Linked DNA regions of Mus musculus: region 2 is linked to region 1. Evidence: chromatin loops called from intact Hi-C (ENCODE). Cell type or tissue: heart. All regions are shown on one strand. Links, peaks and the distances in the headings refer to the core of each region. The heading gives the core; the rest is flanking DNA.

The links. Hi-C counts contacts between places; a loop is a spot of excess contacts. Peaks named below come from ENCODE experiments on the same cell type or tissue, not always from the same donor. Only the 100,000 strongest peaks of a DNase experiment are listed, where the experiment ranks them.
Region 2: a loop joins it to region 1, with 2.6 times the contacts of the local background. A loop is called at or near these places in 7 of 42 quality-filtered maps.

The regions. Positions count from the first base shown.
Region 1 is chr10:77,018,249-77,025,680 of GRCm38, forward strand. All of the region lies in intron 1 of Gm3137 (predicted gene, 3137), which reads right to left. It overlaps Gm10787 (predicted gene 10787), which reads left to right. Exons shown (of 3, transcript NR_045882.1): 3 at 2,987-3,966. Among named protein-coding and RNA genes, the nearest start is that of Gm3137, 7.6 kb to the right of the region's middle. In heart, for the core only: a CTCF peak has its summit at 3,326 (motif pointing left); a DNase peak (open chromatin) is centred at 3,323; H3K4me3 peaks cover 229 bases; H3K27me3 peaks cover 460 bases.
Region 2 is chr10:76,959,702-76,967,133 of GRCm38, forward strand. Pcbp3 (poly(rC) binding protein 3) reads right to left here and starts at 2,246. Exons shown (of 16, transcript NM_021568.2): 1 at 2,047-2,246. Gm35664 (a long non-coding RNA gene) reads left to right here and starts at 2,440. Exons shown (of 2, transcript XR_380584.1): 1 at 2,440-2,474; 2 at 2,675-2,901. It overlaps Gm35721 (predicted gene, 35721), which reads right to left. Exons shown (of 5, transcript NR_168652.1): 4 at 6,659-6,749; 5 at 5,391-6,280. In heart, for the core only: a CTCF peak has its summit at 2,207; DNase peaks (open chromatin) are centred at 1,620, 2,320, 4,480 and 5,040; H3K4me3 peaks cover 2,014 bases; H3K27ac peaks cover 3,097 bases; H3K27me3 peaks cover 28 bases.

The DNA.
Region 1 (7,432 bases), core at 1,328-6,327:
GGAAAAATCAGAAGCACTCAGCAACTGGAGGTGACTAAGTCAAGATTCCAAACCCAGTCACAAAGCAAGCTCGAGGCTTGTATTCCCATCTGGGTGTGCCCATGTGGTATCAGGATTGGCAGATAGCCCAGCAAGGACAACCCACCCCCATAGCCACCCTCACCCAAGTCATCACCACTGTCCCTGAGGTCCCCACTGCTACATCCTCCAAACTCCTGTACTTCCAACAGCAGGAGGCTGGGCACTGCTTGGTTTAGTCTTAGTGCAGCATTTCGAGAATTCAATTAGTTTTAATTAGTACAAATTTAATCCATTTTAATTAGTTTTAACTAATTGTAAACTCTTAATTAGTAAAAACTCGGGCTTTACACCCAAGAATTTCAGACGGAAGACTCCCCTTTACCAGTTGGAAATAACACGGACATGGAAGATGCTGGGAGGTGGCAGTCAGGGCCTGATTCCTTCACAAGGCCTATGCCCCTTGCTGGCTGCCTGCAATATGGCTGTCAGCTTCCATTCCCACCTGAGGATGCTCGTGTGATGCTTTGATCACGTGGACTGGGTCCTAAAGGCTTCTGCCTATATGACATAATATGTCTATCACTCCCTACTCTTTCCACAGGATCCTTGGAGTCTGAAGGGCACTTCTCCTGGCTCCCCAAGTCCCTGGTCCTTCTTCCCAGCTCTGTAAAACTCCTCCCACCTTTATGCTTTGGGGCTTTTACCATGACCTTTGAAAGGTTGATCCTGGATGCCTGCCCACCGAAGAGATGAAATTCAGAGAGATTCCCCAATACCTTTGTCACTCCCTCATCTCCTCTACTCTCCCCCCCCCCAAAATATTGGGGAGCCAGGATGCTGAGGCAAAGTGCAAGGACTGGCCCTGCCCTGCCTCCTCATTACCATCCCCTCCTGTTCCCCGCCCTTCCCCAGATGTCTTAGACCTGGGGGCTCAGAGGACAAAGAATGGTGAGAAAAACCTCTAGGTCTGGAGTCAGTGCCCTGGACTGATGTCACTTCACTTCTGTGACAATAGATTTCCAGCTCTGTCTACTAGAGATGTGACCCTGCCAGCTGGGGGTGTGCCTCAAGCTGGCATTGCGGGACCGCCAAAAGCAGGGACACCTAGAGACACTTATTATACATGGGCAAAGCAGAAAGGAGAGCCTACCCCATCCACCAGGAGGGGGTATTCTTGGTCATACATCCTCCACCTCAGATCTCAGTCCAGCCAAAACAGGAAGCAGGGGACCAGGTATCTCAGGGAAGTGTGGTTTCTGCAGCTGTTCTGCCTTTTGTAGCCTTGGAGCCCGTCTAACCCCAGCTCCTCTGCCCCATAGAAAGAGGCTGAGCCCGGGACACAGCACCAGACTTTGACAGGGCTCTATATCGACCTTGAATTTCAGGAAAAACAACTAGAGAAAACTCAAGTTCCCGAGGTGCAGCGTGAGGAAGCGTTGCTTAGAAATACTAGCAAAATAAAAGGAGACAGTATTTTGGAAATAGGAAACTGGATCTGTAAACATTGTCAGCTAACAGGTAACCCCCAGGGAGAGGAGGAGGCAGAGGAATTGTTGCCGATTCTCAGTTTTCACTAGGAAAAAAAAGAATAGGATCAACATACAGTGTTAGAGTTGGCCAAATTGAGACAGAACTCAGAAAGCAAACTCACGCTAGGGCAATTCTTATCAATTCATCAAAGGCAATAGGAGAAAAATCATACTTAGTGCTATTAGCAATAGCCAGAAGCAGGTGGCACTCAAGCATCCATCATGGGTGATAGGCAAAGGGAAAGAGACCCATGCACACAATGGAGTCTTACTCATCCTTTCAAAGGAAAAGCATTCTGGTGTATGCTATACAGCATGCCAGGATCTTGAAGGCATTGTGCTAAGTGAAACAAGCCAGTCGCAGGAAAGGCACCATCGATTTTGTTCGTCAGGTTCCTGCTGTCATCAAACCACTGACACAGAAAGCAGAGAGGTGTCTGTAGGGGCTGGAAAGTGGAGAGATTGTCAGTGTTTTAATAGGGGCAGAGCTTCAGTGCAAGGTGATGGGGGTAGTCTAGAAATGGCGGCTATGACTGTATAGCCATGTGAAGGACTCTGCTGTTTGTCCGGTTACCTGAAAATGATTCAAATGGCAAATTTCATGTTATATATGTTTTACCATTCATTAAGAATAAATGTAACAACAGACTGGCCTGGGTTAGGGTGGGATGGGGGCCAGCTGTGAGGCCAAGGACCACCCTGCTCTTAGTCCACTGGGACTTGACACCTGGGAATTCTCTCAGGTTGGCCAAGGATGCAGCCTTAAATGTATTCACTGTGCACTCTTGATGCCTGGAGATGTGTACCAACTGGTCTCCTTAGAACAGCGATCCTCAACCTTCTTAATGCTGTGACCCTTTAATACAGCTCCTCCCATTGTGAAGACACCCCCTCCCATAACCATAAAGTTACTTTTGTTGCTGCTTCATAACTGTAATTTTGCTACTGTTATGAATCGTAATGTAAATATTTTTGGAGACAGAGGTTGGCCAGAGGGGTCGTGACCCACAGATTGAGAACCACTGTCTTAGCCCTCACCCCTGAGCAGCCACATCAGGAAGGACCTGATAGAGCTCATTGTGTAGGACACACTAGCTTCCCAGGCCCTTCTGGGGAAGAGACACCCTCTAGGGAAGGCCTCCACAGCCTGCTAGCCACCAGATCCAGCAGGGCCATGTTAAGGGACAGAAGCTGCACTGATCTCAAGCTAAGGGCCAACCAAGGCTTCCTCTCACCCTCAGATCCATCTTTGGATAGGGCAAGGCAGGTTTAGGAGGTTGGTGGTGGGGGGCTATGTTAGAGTGTTCTGCACACACACATTTTGAATTTGAGGAATCTATACCTTGGGTTTGCTGGGAGGTAAGGAGCTGTATGTATCCCAGGCCAATGTAAAAGAGACTCAACGCCCTTTGTCTCCTGAAATGTCTTCCTGCTAGCAACAACAAGGATGAACCGCTGGTTCCTTCTGTCTAAGGGCCCCATGGACCATTCCGAGTGAAGGACAGTCTCAGGCCAAGACCTTGGTTCTACCTCTTAATTTTGAGCCAAGTACTTCCTGTATGCCACTGTGGATGGTAGTGATGATGTCCCTCCTCCCAGGAGTCTCAGGACAGCGGCATCCTGGGATTGGAAGCCAGAGGTAGGTCTCTTGGGACTATCCTCACCTGAACTGGGGGAGGTGTTATCTCTCTGCTCCATTGTGCCTAATCTGACCCAGTAAGACCGACCCCTCTTGTGCCCTGAAGTCACTGTGTGACTACACTGCCCCCTAGTGGCAGAATGGTACACCTCCCTGCACCGGCAGCCATCCAGTTCCATTGGGTTTTATTATCTCAACAATACATGCAGCCTATCAGTGAACGGTGTGCTTCCTGCCATCCTGGAGAGACATAAAAACTGAGATCAGAGAGTTCTTTGTACAGCGATGCCCAGTACGCGACCCCTCTCTGCCTTCCAAAGACTGCATGCATTCCGGGAATCCAGAGAGCTGTGAAACAGACCCTCGGGTTCCAGGAACGAAATACTCGTGGCACTGGAACTCAACGGGAGGGGAAGGAAGAGTGTGCAGGACCCAGTACAGCCCCGAGCAGCAGACAAGCTCCCTCATCCTATCCTCGGCTCCATGGGGCTCAGGAAGAGCTCACTTGGTCGGTTGTCAGCCTCTGAGCTGGGCCATGCACAGCAGCAACGATGGCTGCTATGAAGTGGGTCAAGATGTCTGGCACTCAACTGGACACCGGTGGCATGAGAGACTAGAGGATGTCACCAACCCCTGCCTGATCGCAACATTCCCCCCAACCACAGCCATATGTAACAGGTTTGGGACATTGTAGACTTCTACTTTTCTCTTTGAGTATCTGGTTCTTTCTAGGTAAACTGGCCCATATTCTGACTATTTTAACTGATCTTGTCCTGCAGACTCTGCCTCTGTGATTTTTTTTTTAAGGTGGAGAGAGGTATAGAAAAATAACCAGTGTCAACATCTGGAACACCTGCACATACATTTGTCCAGGCATGTGCACTCGGGGAGAGAGAGAGAAAAAAAAAATCACAGCCCTGAAAATATTCTAATCAGTCTTCTGATTGAGTCATGGAAATGAACCCAAAACAGCAACCTATCCATAGACCAATGAATGGGTGCGAGTTCATAACACACGCACCGACGCATCTCACCCAAGAACACGCCGAGGAAAGTTAATCATTAATCATTCTTGAGCTGTATTATTTATAGAGGAATAAGTGTGATTGAAACATGCTACACGTGAACACTACCTCTTAGCTCTAGGACATTGCGTACCGCCTGTATCCAAAGGCCAATGTCCTACTACCCAGCTGGCCATGTTTCCTCCCACCCGGGCCTCCTGGGGCCCAGCTTCCCGCTGCTGTCTCCCTCCTAGCTGCATTGGCCTGACTCCCAGTAGGGCAGTTAGGAGCTTGCAATCTCTCCCACCCCAGGCCTCTCACCCATGCATGGCAGAACAGAAAAACCATCTTTATTGAGGTGCAATTCACAAGTAAGAAACACTCAGTCATGTGATTAAGGTGGCTGTACCTAATGACCACATTCTGCCTGTCAAGAGAGTTCACACGTAACCCAAGAGCCCAGCCCTACCCAGTATCCTCTGCTAGCCACAGGCTTCCTGGCAGAAGAGAGCCTTGCCATTGGACAGGGCACACAGCAGGGACTCTTGCCCTGGGCAACACTATATCAACAACACTATAATTTTGAAGAGTCACCCAAAGCCTGTGTCACCACAGAGGCCATGGGATTGTCCCTTAGGTCCTGCTGCATGTCTGGGTTGCTGTTAGTTGTGAGCAGTTTTGAATAAAAGTGCATGAGCCTTGTAGGAACATGCTTTGCTCCTCCTGAGAAGGGGGACAGAGAGTTGGACACACTTGACTTTTCCAGAACAGACGTGCCCCTTGCCACCCGTGATTGCTGCGTGTTGTCGCCAGCACTTAGCACTGTCTGGTTTTAAGTATTCTTGAGGGCACATGTTGATTGGTGAGGAACAATATTAGACACACTTTCACACGCTTAGGACTCAACTGTTCAGACCTTACATATTTTACTTTTATTACATTTGTCTAGTGTGTGTGCATGCTTGCAATCACACACACACACACACACAAGTCAGCAGACAATTTGCAGGAGTCAGCACCTCTGTGTGGGTCCCAGGAATCTGGCTCAATTTGCCAAGCGAGGTAACAAGTGTCTTTAACCCCTTTGATGGCCCAGTTGTTTCGTATTTTAAAAATTGAGCATCCAGCCAGGCGTGGTGGTGCACGCCTTTAATCCCAGCACTTGGGAGGCAGAGGCAGGTGGATTTCTGAGTTCGAGGCAAGCCTGGTCTACAAAGTGAGTTCCAGGACAACCAGGGCTACACAGAGAAACCCTGTCTTGAAAAACCAAAAATAAAAAAATTAAAAATTGGGCATCCCATTTTCTTAGTCTTAAGCTATGACGGTTGTTTAGGTATTCTGAATACATGCCCATGCCCTGGATGAATATTTTCCACCAGGCATGGCTTGCTTTGCGGTTCATTTAATGGTACATTTTGGTGCCCAGACTGATAATTCTCTCTTTTGGAGACTTTGCTTCCTGGATCCTTAATGCCTGCCTAAAGGAAGGACTCTTGCCTTTGGCATCCTATTTGGGAAGATGAGGACTCTTTTTAAAATCCCAGAACTTAGTACAAAAGTTTGGATGTTGAATGTCCCCTGAAGGCCCATGTTCTGAAGGCTTTGTTCCCAGTGTGGTATTACAAAGAGTGGTGGCACTTTTTTTTCCCTTGAGACAGGGTTTTTCTGTGTAGCCCTGGCTGTCCTGGAACTCACTTTGTAGACCAGGATGGCCTCAAACTCACAGACATCCAACTGCCTTTGCCTCCCAAGTGCTGGTGTGTACCACTATTCATAGCTGTTGATGGTATTTATAAAGGGTGGGACCTAGTGGGAAATCTTTAGGTTACCAAGTGCACACCTTGACCTTGAAGGGAGCTGTTCTATCCAGCATTTTCCTGGTTCCTTTTGCTTCCTGACTGTAGCCTGAGCAGCTGTGTTGTTCTACCAGCTCCTGCCGTGGCCCTCTGCCTCACTACAGACCCAAAGCAATAAGGCCAAGTCACTATCGCCCAAGATAAACCTCTCCTTTTGATCAGCTAATTGTCGCAGGACTTCTGTTCAGCGATAAGGAGGCATGTGGACTGCCATAGGACTCCTGAAGATGATGGAAATGGGCCACACCCAAGTTTTCCAGTCCACAGCCAAGAGCTTTGGGCAGCAGGCAAGCAGGAGATGTTCACTAGGCAACTGGAGTTTACCGAAGCAAATGTAAATGGTGTTATCTTCTAATTTAGGTACGTGACCCATTTGAAGTTGTATTCATGAGTACAGATAGATTGGTTTTGTCCACCGCCCCCCCACACACACACACGGAGCTGGGAATGGCATCCTGGGTCTTATGCAAGTTGGGCAAGCTCCTGTCCCAGAGCTCCCTCATTCCTGGTGTCTGCTCCAGTCCCATGGAGACCTTGAACTCCTTCAGTTCTCAAGACTGTCTTTCCTCAGTGAGACACTTTTTCAGAGAAATTTTTGGTTGAGACAGGGTCTCTTTACTCATTCCTGGCTGTCCTGGAACTCATTACATAGACCAGAGTGGTCTCTGACTCACAGAAAACTGCCTGCCTCTGCCTCCTGACTACTGGGATTAAAGGTATGAACTACCATGCACAGCATTTAGCCTCCCCCCCCCCCCATGAGCTTTTGGTCCTCTTGCCTCTACTTCTTGTGTAGAGTCCTGGGATTTCCAATAGATTTATTAGGATTTTTTTTCCTGAGAACTGAAGTTTTCAGCAAAGCAAACAAACCACACATGCTGGTGTCGAAGATTTCACAAGAGCGATCCACTGGTTATAACCTTAACGTTGTGACATGCTGGAATGTTGCAGATCCACAGCTGATTTCTCTTGGGGTAGGTTTAGTTCCCTGAATAGCAGTCATTGCCCACTGCTGTGTCTGACCCAACACCCTTTGGATTAAATAAAACCTTTAGAATGTATTAACGGCTTCTGCCAACCCTGAAGCTAAGAATATCCTCAGATAGCATCCAAAGCCCATAGCAGAGGCTCCCTTGCTGGTCTGTAACCTGCCTACCTAGTGTTTCCACCAATGGACTTGGGAAATACCTTGGTATCCTTTTGTTCTGTGGGCATAAAAGTGTGTGCAACTGCTTCTATGTCAGAACATGTTATCCCGAGCAACCAGAATCTGCATTCCTTGGCTTGGAATAAACCATCCCATTCTCAAAGGGGATGATGGGAGGGATGGGGGCTCCTTCATAGTCTGTATTATGAAGACATGCTTGAACTCCACGTTGTAAA
Region 2 (7,432 bases), core at 1,542-6,541, 58 kb before region 1:
AGGACCTCAAGTCTCAAGACCACACGTGGAGATCCTCCAGCCTTTCTTAAGTTCCAGCCATCTCCAGAGAATACTGATGTACACACACCCCTCTCTGGAGCAAAATGGTCGTATCAGATGTTAGATAATGAACTGTCTTTGTTGTGGGGACTGGGGGTCTGTTCTCCGCAGAGACACAGCCTGCAGTTTTTCTGGAACTGAAATCACAATTAAGTCCAAAGAAGAGAAATGGGCCACAAGTTTGCATCAGAACGGGAACTAAATTTCAGGAAGGCTGTATTAGAGAAATGGGCTCAGAGGGAGAGTATGGATGCTAGCTCTGCAGTCTGGCCTCCAAGGGTCTTTCTCCAAAGCCCTGCCACCCAGAATGCCTTTTGGTGAGGCACTAAAAACCCTTCTCGCCGGTCGTGGTAGAGGCAGAGGCAGGCGATTTCTGAGTTCGAGGCCAGCCTGATCTACAAAATGAGTTCCAGGACAGCCAGGGTTATACAGAGAAACCCTGTCTTGAAAAACCAAAAAAAAAAAAAAAAAACCCTTCTCAACCTACAGTGCCATCGGTTCGCATACAAAGCTAATGAGATTTAAAAGTCCGTAGTGCTGCAAAGAAAAGTAAAAAGGAAATAGCCAATCCTGGGGCCCACCTTCCATTAACTTAAAATTCTCCTATACTAACAACATAGTGCAGAATAAGAAGCCAGACAACTTCACACTTCTACTAAACAAAACACTTTGGGGACAATAAGAAACAGTTCTGGAACACACCTCTTTCCCAAAACAGAAAATACGGCCATCAGAGAGAGAGAGAGAGAGAGAGAGAGAGAGAGAGAGAGAGAGAGAGAGAGAGAGAGAGAGATTGAGAACCGGCGCCTGTCTAGTCTACCTGTTCAGGCTCTAATGAATGGTGCGGGGAAAACCTGAGGAGAACTGAGAGGAAAGAAGAAAACAGAAGACCACGGTGGAGGGGAGAGGAGAAAAGGCCGCACCCTGCCCTCGCCCCACATCCATCCTCTGGGCTTCCTTTTTTTTTCCTCCCCAGCTCGTCTCAATCACAAGACATCCGTCTAAGCCTTGCAAGTCCCAGTGAGATCACAGCTATTGTGTGTTGACCCGAAAGCCTGCAGCGTAATGTGCCCACTAACAACTTCTGAATTTAGGGAGGGAGTAAAGAGGCCTGGGTTTTCCTGAGTGGCTCTACCCCGACCCCCGACGTAGGCCAGGGCCAGTTACCGTCAGACTTTCACAAGGACCCTAGGCCGTGCCTGAATCCAAGAACAGGCAAGACCATGCAGAGCTGGAGAGTGAGCCCCTCACTGGAAACTTCTGTCTAGGACCCTGTTCTGGCCCCAGCTCCAAGCCCAAGGGGCTATCAAGAACTACTCTATTCCGGGAGCCCGACCCTCGGCCCCACACTTCCCCACCCACCCACCCACCTCTTTCTCCCTCTCTCTAAGTAATTCCTGCCTCAGCCTAGGACCCCGGTCACAGCCTGGGAAGCTGCTTCCCTTGACCCTTTGCTCAGCCTGATACACATGCCTCTGGGATTCCCATCTTCAGTCCTCCGACCATCGCTTTGGCCTGGGATACCCCCACCCTGCTTTAAGCCTGGGACTCTGCACTAAGCCCTGGAACCTCAGCCTTGAGCCCTCAGAGCTCGGTACTCAGTCCTAGATCCCCGCCCTCAGCCTAGGACCTTGGTCTTGGCCTGGGACCCCTACCTTCAGCCCGGGACCCCCGCCCTCAACCTGGTACCCCCTATTCTCTCCCAGGACCTCCGCCCTCAGCCTGGGACCCTCACCTCAGCCTGGAATCCTCGCCTCAGCTTGGGACCCTCGCCTCAGCCTAGGATCCCGGCCCTAGTACTGAGATCGCCAACCTCAACCCTTCCCCCAGGATCCCCAACACCCCAGCTCGAATGAAGTTTTCTGACTGCGAACTGTCCGGTCCTCTGGCCTTTGGAGGGGTCTCGGCCGGCCTGGGACGCGGCATGCGAGCTACCTCCGCGCTGGACCCCCCCACACACACTTCAACCCGCCGCCACTCACTCACCTGCCCCGCCGCGGACAGGGAGGCCGCGGACCAGGTAGAGCCTATGCTGCCGGTCGGGTGGGGCAGAGGAGGCGTACACGGCGCGACGCGAAGCCCGATGCGACCCAGCGGCGGCCGCGGCGTCTCCTAGCTCAGGCGACGGTAAGCAGCGCCTCGAGCTCTGGCCGAAGCACTGCGCGCGGCGAGGACCCGCCCCCTCCGTGCAACCAGCCACTCCTGCGCAGCCCGCCGCCTCTGGCCCCGCCCCCGCTCAAGGGCAGGGCCTGAGAAAGCGGGCGCCGGGAGCCAATGGAGCTGCGAAACGGTGACCATCACAGCCAATCAGGGCACGGAAAGCTCTCCGGCTAGAAGCCGTTTAGCGTCGAAGGGCGGTTAGGGTTGGGCGGGGCCCCACTCTGGGGCTGGGAGGAGGCGGGGCTTCTGGAAAGGTTAGTCAACTGGCGGGGGCGGGGACAGTACGGGGCGGGGCCAGGGCCGGGCCTGGGGCGGGGCCTCCAGAAGGCTAGAGGGAAGGGAGTGGATGCTTGGTTGTGAGATGGCTGCGGGGCCTGCATCCTCTGCAAGTGTTTGGCACACGCAGCTAGCGGGAGACTGCAGACACCCAGTCTCGCACGCGCTGATATTCTAGGGAGGTCAGTTGGACCCACAGCCTTCGCGACTATGTGGGCCTGATCCGTTGACCGCAGCCCTTCGCGGGTGCCCCTCTCTGCTTGGAAGCCTTTGAAAGCCAACACAGCCCAGACTGTAGAACTTGTGTTTAGGTTCTGGGCCTGCACACCTGTCCACAAGCGATTCAAAGCCGATGGAAGAACTGGCTGTGGTAGTGGCTGTGGGAAAACATGTCATGTTGTTGTTGTTGTTGTTGTTATCTTTTGTGCACCTTTCCTCAGAGGTGTCCTGCTCTATTTTGTGTCAATTAACTATCGTTTTCATCGGACTAAACTTCCTTCATCTGATTGCTCTCTATTAGCTTAGGCTTATTCCTTTCTGCACACCACGAAGGTAAAGGAACCAGGCCAACTTGTAATTCCAGTACTGATAGAAGCTGCGAGTCCTGGGAACTCTGCCTTCCATCAGTACCTAGATACCCAGGAGCCCAGGGTCATCCTTCCTGGCTTCCTGAAGCAACCTGAACCAGCCAGAGAAGGCCTCTTTGGACTTGGAAATCAAGCTTTGCCCTTCATAGGTGGAGAGAGTGATCCACATGTTTACCTCCAGACTTTCGAGAAGCATCTCTGGGAAACAGAGTTGCTTCTTTGTTGTCATATGAACAGACGGGTGAGCAGAGAAGTGGGTTGAGGGTGACATTCTAGCTGAGATGACAAAACTCATCCCGCCCTGAGCCTCAAACCCACCAATGACTCACTTCGGTGCCAATAACGATATATCATACATGCAAAGGGGTGTATACATAGCTCTGTCCCCTCATCCCTCCACCTGTTACAATCACGATCTCTATGGTAGAGTCAGGAAGACTCCGTAGGTCTGAAACCTCACCATAGTAACCAAGTAGCTCTTGGGAATGCCCAGAGTCCTGTGAGTATGATGTCCTGGAATCCACTCTGAAGGGAAAAGTCCTGGTCCCCTGTAGCAGACATATACAGTAGTCACTTGGGATCGATGAGTCAGAAAGGAGTGTGCTCTTATTTGTCTTCAAACATAACCTGTGTGATTCAATGACAACCTCTGAAAAGAAAGGGCCTGGGTCCGGGCAAGCAGGAGCTGTCAAAAGCCTTACCCAGCAGCTAAGTGCAGCTGCAGCAAATCACGAACCTTTACCTGGAGAATCTAGAGAGCATATGGACAGCCTTATCGCACATTACTACACCTTAGCCCTGTGCTATGGTAGAGAGGAGGGCGGAAATTTGGAGGAGGGCATGTCAGGTAGCATGCTAGGAGTCCCTGAGACAAGGACTTCCCCTAGGAGACGAACACAAGGGATTGACATTGAACCCAGCAGCAGTACCCAGACCTAAACCAGGACTTGAACTAAGATCCAAAGTGTCTCCAGGATCAGCTCGGGCCATCGGCCTCCTGGGCTCTGCACAGTGGCTCCGGAGGCTGGAGCTGCATTAGGCTCTGTCGAAGCACCCCCCCCCTCCAGATTACAGGTTGCCAGCCTCCTACTCTACTCTCCAGGAGCCGTGGGGTTTGGGGGGAGGGCTCAGCTGCCTACATCTCCTCCTGGAAGACACACTTAGTCATTAGGAGAGTAATGATAGTGTTTTCAAGGCAGTGTGTTGGACCCTAACAACTTTCAATTATTTCCAGTTCCTGCCAACCCTGGGAAGAGAAAAAGCGGTTCATCTCGGAGCCCCACCCTTGACACGAGAGACAATTGAGTAGGCTCTTCCTTCCATATCCCAGCAGATCTTTGAGAGCTAGGGCAGGCAGCCCCGCCCCTTGGCTGTGTGGCAGCTGCTTGACCCATTACCCTCCCTCCACACGTCCCGCATCCCCTCCGAATGCAGGCTTCCTGCCTTCCATTAGCACTACCAGTAGCTGTCAGCGTGGTCCTTCCCAGGAGAAGTGCACCCGGGGGCTTGCATTTATAAATAACTCCATGGTATCTTGTTGGGGTGTGGAGAGTGGGGAGCAAAGGAACCTTGTAATTATCATCTGCTTACTGTGATGTCAGACCAAGCCCTAGGAAGTCTCTGAGCACTTGGTCCTCCAGATTGCCGCACATGTCCCTGCCACCAGAGAGCTGGGGGACCACAGTTTCCAAAGGCTGGGACATCTGGAGGGGTGGATGTGGAGGCCCCCTTTAGCTCCACATTAGATGGCGCAAAGTGCCGGTAAAATAGTTACACACAGAAAGCAGTCAAGACGGTAATTAATGTCAATTCCTCTGAGACAAGCAGGCCTCCCCCTCCCCCCTCCCCCCTGGTGGAACACAGCCCAAGCCCACACCAGCTCAACAGCTGCAGCCCCTCCTGTTCCTGTTCAGGCTGTCAGAGCTACGGGTGGGCAGAGAGCAGAGGGACAAAGTGTGGGGCAGGACCTGAAGTGGCCTCTGCTGACCTTCAGCTGGACTCCACTTCCTTGCTGAGCCTTCCTGGAGCAAAGGACCCGCCCGACCATCAGAACCACCCTCTGCACTAGGCCAGGAACAGGAGCAGACACCTCACCTAGTGGAAAACCAGAGAAGCTGTACATCTAAGCCCCTCTTGCTGAGGGGCGCATCTCTAGCTGTTTCTACTACTAACTCCTTCCCTTCACCAAGAGAGCTGCTGTGCTCTCTCTCTCAAAAAAAAAACCTGCCTGAGCTAAGCAGGCTGCTCTTAGAGAACTCTGGGAGCCGGGAGGGTGTATAGGGAAAATCAAAAGACAAGAAGCCAGTGCTGTATTGGATAGCCTGTTAAAGAACTACAATCACCAGCAGCATCATAATCACAAGCATCACCACCATCACCATCATCAAGACTGAGTCCTAGACCTACCTTGTTTAACTTAACCTGGTTAGTCCTGAATCTGATTGTTACTGAGTGGGCCAATTAAGGGGCTCTCTTCTCTCATCTTGCCTCACTGCCCAGTGTGAGAGGCAACAGCCACATGCGACAGCCACATGCTGCCCTCACTTGACAGGATCCTGTCCTTGTGACCGGGGATGGAGTGCTACAGAGGCTGCTCTCACTGAGGGGCCCCCAGCAACATGAATTGAAGCCACATTCACCCAGAGACCTCCAGGGGAAAGGCAGAGAGAGCCTCCAGTTCTCACAGACACAATCTTCTCTCACAGCTGGTGTCGTAGCTTGTGTCTCCCTCCTTCCAGGGCATGGTTCTGTGAAAGTTGGTGCTTTCTGCATCCTGAGAAGGCTCTGGTCACCTTTTACCTTCCCGTATTCCTCCGGCCCCAGTCCTAGAGGAATCCACAGTGAGCACAAGGACTGGGGACCAGCACTGCATTACTGCCTGCAAGTGGCTGTGCTTTGCTGGATGTTTCTTCTACAGGCAGGGAAAGAGTATCAGGGTCAGGAACATGGGTCCAGCCAAGCAGGAAACCTTACAGGGTGAGGAAAAAAATGGCTGGCCATCGGTGACTCGCGTGCAGCTTCCAACACCCAATTGTGAGAAGGACCTGGGTAGCACAACTCGCTGTCCCCAGTGGATGACAGCTAGTGCTGTCTTCCGGCTCTCGGCACTCATTCCCAGAGAAAAGTGAATCAGCAGCCTGCCTTGAAGTAGTTCCTCTGAAACAGAGACTTCTTAGGCCTTGGAACCTGCATCACTGCTGGAGAGAGACAGAGACAAAGAGAGGCAGAGGCAAGCAAAGACAGACAGACAGACTTCCTCACTGCAGTCAAGCAGTTCCAGTCTCCTCCTTTTTATAAGCAAGGTTTCTTATGTGTTTGTGTAAATGGGAGAAAAGCCGAGTCTCCGTGCATGCCATGTGGAAGCAGAGCCCCCCCCCGGGGTCAGTGGGGCTTTATTTCGGGAAGACTTTCAGTGCAAAGGCAGCCAAACACCCCTCCCCTTCTCTGTGCCTCAACTGATGCCATTAAGACTAAAATTAGAACCACTCTCTGTTTTAGTCATGAGCCCCGTGGCACCCACCATCCTCCCCCTCCCCTCCCCGCCCCAAACGTCCACTAGGTAATTAGAAAGATACCGGAAGGGAAACGCGATGTTTCAGACTCCAGATCCTGAGGAGAGGCTGAGCGGACCAGAGAGGGCAAGAGCCACGCGTGACCCCGGTTTACCTGCACGCAATTAAGGGTCAGAACAGACTTTCACTCTCGCGTGCTGCTTTTTAAAATTAGAGGCCTCTTAGACTTCAACTGATGTGACTGTCTCTAAGATCCACGGAGGATTTAAACACGTAGGACTATTCAGACGATCCCTATAATAGAAAGAAGCTGGCTGGGAAGAGGTCCAGCCCTACCAAGACTTTACCAATTTTTCTCGGTAAGTGTGGGTACAAGCTACTTCTTCATAATCAATGGTCTCCAGAGGTTTAAGGTGAAAGTTCAACAATATGAATGACGAAAAAAATAAGCCTTGAAAAGGGAAAGTTACACGCAGGGTACACAGGCCGCACAGGGCGAACAGGCCACGCTAGGAAGGAACACATTGGGAGCCTAGGGGGCCTTCCCTTTCTCTCCCAATTACAATTTCCATCACCATGATCCTGGGTCCAGCAAGTCCATGCCTTCAGGATCCTGACCTAGCCAATAGGAACTTGTCTGACCCCCATCGACGAGGCTAGGCAACAAAGCAAACCATTAAGAGATCTACAGGCAGGCTGGAGAGAGAGATGGCTCGGTGGTTAAGATCTTGCACTGACTGCCCTTCCAGAGGTCCTGAGTTCAATTCCCAGCAACCACATGGTGACTCACAAACCATCTGTAATGGGATCCGATGCCTTCTTCTGGTGCGTCTGAAG